2 separate regions of the Homo sapiens genome follow, and region 1 is linked to region 2. The links are chromatin loops, found by intact Hi-C in ENCODE. Cell type or tissue: ovary. All regions are shown on one strand. Links, peaks and the distances in the headings refer to the core of each region. The heading gives the core; the rest is flanking DNA.

Region 1 (2,809 bases), core at 60-2,559, 65 kb after region 2:
GTCTTGGAACCAAGACTTTACTCCACCTAAGCCTTGGGTTACGGGAGAAACATTATCTCACTAAAAGCCTCATTCATTGCAAGCACACGCAATGAATGTTGTAGTGGAACAGGTGGATGAGGGCGGAAGGAAGGTGAGTGACAACAGACTCCAGAGCCCTCAGAGAATGTTCTGGGAAGGACTCCTCCACCGAGAGCAGAGACAGCTCAGCACCAAGGAGCAGCCCCTCGAGTACTTCCTCCCTCCAGATCCAGACCACAGTACCTGGAGGAGGGTGCGGAACAAGGAGGGGGAGGGATATTTCTTCTTCCAGTAGATCGTACGGCCAGAAAGAGGGCGAGAGGTGCTGAAGGCAGATTCGGAGAGGAAGCCTTGGATGCAGCTGCTGGCTTGCCACTTGAGAATGTCTCATCTCTCTGAGCCTCCCTTTCTTCATGTGTAGAGGTAGTAAGAGCGCCTGCCTCCCTGGGTTTGGGGGATTTTGGAGGGGAAGATGCAGACAGAAAGCCTGCAGCGGGAAGTGGGTGCTCAATGTTTTTTGTTTGTTTGTTTTTGTTTTTGTTTTTGCATTCTAAGCAGTTAACCACGGCTATGGTTTGGTTCTGTGTCCACACCCAAATCTCATCTTGAATTGTAATCCACACGTGTCAAGGTAGGGAAGTGGTTGGATTATGGGGGCGGTTTCCCCCATGCTGCTCTCCTGTTAGTGAGTGAATTCTCACAAGATCTGATAGTTTTATAAGGGGCTCTTCCCCCTTCACTCTCTCGCCTGCTGCCCTATAAGACTTGTTTGCTTCCCCTTCCGCCATGATTGTACGTGTCCAGAGGCATCCCCAGCCATGTGGAACCATGAGTCAATTAAACCTCTTTCCTTTATAAATTACCCAATCTTGGGTATTTCTTTGTAGCAGCATGAGAATGGACTAATCATACACAGCAGGAGGATGGAACCCTCTGTCAGGCCCAAAGCCCGTGTTTCCTGAAATAGGCACCCCCCCTACCACCTCCAGAAGCCCGAGAAGAGGCTGGGGCAGCTCTGCACAAGTGTCGCCTGTTTGCTCCCCTCTGGGTGCCCTTTCACTGTCTCCTCCGGGACAGGCCAGGACAAGACAGCCCCTGGTGGACCCAACAGCCTTTTGTGCAGGCAAGCGAGATACACAAACCTCCAGGAATCCCACGGGCTGGCCATTCCTAATGCTTAAATAGCAACCTCCTACAAGCTCTTCTAAGCTACCTTCTGTCTGATATGAAATCTGACACATCCCTTTAGAGAGTCATTAAGGCCAGAACATGAACTAACTTCCTGTCAAACTAACTCTAACTCCTTGTCACCATGGTCTGCATTTTCCTGGCCAAATGCTTTGTGAGAAACACCAGTTCCATGCAGCTGGTCAGGAGGACAGAGATGCCTATGCTGGCACCAGGAAACCGAGTGTTCCACTGTATTAAGCTGGCTTAGGGAGAGGCTCCATGGAGGAGTAGGACCGTGGAGGCTGCCTGTTGCCTTGGCAACCCAGCTTTTAGCCAGCCTCAGGGTGCGCTCCCTTCACCAGGTTTAAAGAACTGGGAAATCTACCAGCCAGCATGAGCAATTCTCAAAGAGTGGGTTATGTTTTAATCGCATTCTGACAGCTAATCTGTGAGGATGGCCCACCCACCGCCTGTGCCCCAGCCACCTGCAGAAGTTCATGAGCTACCTGGAATGATTTTCACGGCACCCTTCTTATGAAAACTCTTATTCTTTTTTTAAAATTATTTATTTCTTGTGACTGAGATTTAAAAATAAAATAAAAGGTATGATTTGTATTACTGCAATTTGTCAGAATTATTTTCCTTCCTAAAAAGTACTGCAAAGGTTTAATGGAAGCACGAGTAACTATCTGGAAATTTCCATCCACAGTTATCGGCTTTGATAGTGGATGCAAAATAATTTTTAAGTTAAAACACACATAAAAACTATTTAATAGCTGAATGAATTTTCGTCAATTATTCAACACTTATTTGAAGTTGCCTGTAAGCTGTATAAATAGTGACCTATAATGCCTTCTCCAGCGGAGTAGGAGAATGAATGCACTTATGATTGAATGAATGCTTTCCACTGCTCTCGAGAGAGACTTGCCTTTAAAGTTCCTTCAGACAGGCTGCTGAGAGTGTCGGGGAAGGGGATAACGAGGCACGGCTATAGAAATGCCTTTCTTCGGGGTTTCTGCTGGGGAAGATGGAGAAGTTCTGGAGACGGGTGCGGTAATGGTTGCGCAGCATCCTGAATGTACTCAATACCACGGAACTGAAAAATGGCTACACTGGCAAACTGTATGTTTCTGTATTTTACCACAATTTTTTTTTAAAAGAAAAGAAAATGTATTTCTTCTCAGAGTTCAACACATTGAGGCCTGGAAGTTTTTCATTTGACTTCTAGGTTTGGAAACCAAGACTTGTCTGCTCTGAACCTGGCAGACATCCTCCCATCTAATTACTCTCAGTTGGACACGATGCTGGTTGTTATTCCACATGGAACGTTTTCATTTGTGTAGCATTAAATGTAGGAAGAACAGGCAAAACCATCCTGCAATGTTGCCCCCATGTAGCATTGCTCGTGCCTTATTTTCTATTCACAATCAAATCTAGGCGGACTGTCATGCATCTCAGTGTGACCAACCGAAACCACATGAGACAGGAGTTCAGAAGTTGTGGCTGTCACACCCAGATCACAGAGACTGTCACTGTACTACCTGCCAGGTGGCTGTCTACACCTTCCTAGTGAGGCAGGACATGCACAAACCACAGGTCATCTTGTACAGCTCCACAA
Region 2 (2,809 bases), core at 118-2,617:
ATACAATTAGGCATACAGAAATATCAAATATGTCACTAATCCAAGAGAATCAAGAGAAATAAAAAAAACACCCAAGGGATTTAGGAAATTGAGTTACGAGATACTAGCTTTCAATTAACTAAAATTAAAATATCAAAAGAACTTAAAAATATTCTGAAGTGGAGCATAGAACTCCAAACTATGCTAAAGAATGAAATGTAAATTCTAAAAGTCAACAATAAAATCACCAAGGAGGAGGGGCTAAGACGGCTGACTAGAAACAGCTGCGATGCGAGGTTCCCATGGAAAAGAACAAAAACAGTGTGCAAATCCTGCACCGGCAACCGAGGTATCCAGATTCTATCACCAGGAATGACTAGGCAGTTGGTGCGACCCACAGAGAGCGAGGAAAAGCACGGTGGTGCAATGGCCCCACTAGGAGCCACATAGGGAAAGGGAAACTCCCACCCTCAGCCAAGGGAGGCAGTGAGTGACCTGCACTACCCAGCCCGGAAAACTTTTTTCCACGGATCTGTGCAACCCGCGGATCAGGGGTTCCGCCTAGTGAGCCCACGCCACCAGGGCCTTAGGTTCCAAGCACAGAGCTGTGCAGATTCTCAGCGGCCACTTGGCTGGAGACTGCCTAAGACGGGGGAGGGGCAGGCGCCATTATCACTGCATCTGCCTCTGCGGCTGCCAAAGACCACTGAGCCCCTCGGGGGAGGGGCGACCGTCATCACTGCTTCTGCATCTGCTGCTGCCTAAGACCACTGAGCTTCCCAGGGAGGGGTGGCCATCATCACTGCTTCTGCATCTGCTGCTGCCTAAGACCCATCACTCCTTCTGCATCTGCTGCTGCCTAAGACCACTGAGCTTCCCGGGGAGGGGCGGCCATCACCACCGCTTCTGCATCTGCTGCTGCCTAAGGTCACTGAGCTACCTGGGGAGGGGCGGCTGCCATCACTGCAGCTCCAGTCAGCTGTTTTTCCCCTGCCAGCACCAGGGAGACTGGATGGTATGGACCCGGGAGGAATTCCCCACAGCCAGCACAGCGGCTGTGGCAGATCATGGCCAGAGTGCCTCTTTAGGCAGGACCCTGACCCATCCCTCCTCACTGGGCGGGGCCTCCATGCGGGAATTTCAGCAACTCCAACCAGGGGTTTAGGGACAGAACTTTGACCTCCCTGGGACTGAGCTCCTGGGGAAAGGGGTGGCCGTGGTCTCCAAGGACCAGCAGACTTAGTTTTTCCCCCTGCTGGCTCTGAGGAACCCAGCCAGTCCGGACGAGTGGAATTCCCTCCAGCACAGTGCACCCCCTCTCCAAGAGACAGCCAGAGTGCTTCTTTAAGCGAGTCCCGGATCCCGTGCCTCCTGACTGGGTGAGCCAGGGGTTTCCGGACACCATATACAGGAGCATTCCCACTGGCATCAGGCCGGCACCTCTCTGGAACAGAGATCCCAGAGGAAGGAGCAGGCAGCCACCTTTGCTGTTCTGCAGCCTCCACTGGTGACATCTCCAGATGCGGGAAGGACCCAAGTGAATAGGGTCTGGAGTGGACCTCCAGCAAACCACAGCAGCCCTGCAGAAGAGAGGCTTGACTATTAAAAGAAAAACAAACAAAAAGCAACAACAGCAGCAGCATCAAAAGAAATCCCCACAAAAACCCCATCCAAAGGTCAGCAGCCTCAAAGATCAAAACTAGATAAACTCATAAAGATGAGAAATAAGAAAAAAATGCTGAAAACTCAAAAAGCCAGAGTGCCTCTTCTCGTGCAAATGATCTCAACACCTCTCCAGGAAGAGCACAGAACTGGGCAGAGGCTGAGATGGATGAATTGATAGAAGTAGGCTTCAGCAGGTGGGTAATAAGGAACTTCACTGAACTAAAGGAGCGTGTTCTAACCTAATGCAAAGAAGCTAAGAACCATGATAAAACATTACAGGAGCTGCTAACCAGAATAACGAGTTTAAAGAAGAACATAAATGACCTGATGGAGCTGAAAGACACAATATGAGAACTTTGCAATACAATCACAAGTAACAATAATTGAATAGACCAAGCAGAGGAAACTATTTCAGAGCTTGAAGACTATCTTGCTGAAATAAGACAGGCAGACAAGACTAGAGAACAAAGAATGAAAAAGAATGAACAACACCTCCAAGAACTATGGGATTATGTAAAAAGACTGAACCTACAACTGATTGGGGTACCTAAAAGAGACAGGGAGAATGGAATCAAGTTGGAAAACATACGTCAGGATATCGTCCAGGAGAACTTCCCCAACCTAACAAGACAGGCCAACGTTCAAATTCAGGAAATCCAGAAAACCCCAGTAAGATACTCCAGGAGAAGATCAACCCCAGTGTCAAAATGAAGGAAAAAATATTAAAGGCAGCCGGAGAGAAAAGCCAGGTCACCAACAAAGGGAAGCCCTTCAGAGTAACAGCAGACCTCTCAGCAGAAACCCTACAAGCCAGAAGAGATTGGGGCAAATATTCAACATTCTTAAAGAAAGGAATTTCCAACCCAGAATTTCATATCTGGCCAAACTAAGTTTCATAAGTGAAGGAGAAATAAAGTCCTTTTCAGACAAGCGAGGGAATTCACCACCAACAGGCCTGCCTTGCAAGAGCTCCTGAAGGAAGCACTGAATACGGAAAGGAAAAGCCATTACCAGCACTGCAAAAACACACTGAAATACAAAGACCAATGACACTATGAAGCAACTACATCAACAAATCTGCAAAATAACCAGCTAGCATCATGATGACAGGATCAAACTGACACATAACAATATTAACCTTAAATGTAAATGGGCTAAATGCCCC

What was found. Hi-C counts contacts between places; a loop is a spot of excess contacts. Peaks named below come from ENCODE experiments on the same cell type or tissue, not always from the same donor. Only the 100,000 strongest peaks of a DNase experiment are listed, where the experiment ranks them.
Region 1: a loop joins it to region 2, with 2.6 times the contacts of the local background. A loop is called at or near these places in 4 of 110 quality-filtered maps.

The regions. Positions count from the first base shown.
Region 1 is chr15:27,703,771-27,706,579 of GRCh38, forward strand. No RefSeq gene overlaps it. Among named protein-coding and RNA genes, the nearest start is that of OCA2, 390 kb to the right of the region's middle. In ovary, for the core only: no CTCF peak of the experiment used is centred there; no DNase peak of the experiment used is centred there.
Region 2 is chr15:27,638,493-27,641,301 of GRCh38, forward strand. No RefSeq gene overlaps it. Among named protein-coding and RNA genes, the nearest start is that of OCA2, 460 kb to the right of the region's middle. RefSeq lists an enhancer at 71-815. In ovary, for the core only: no CTCF peak of the experiment used is centred there; a DNase peak (open chromatin) is centred at 1,376.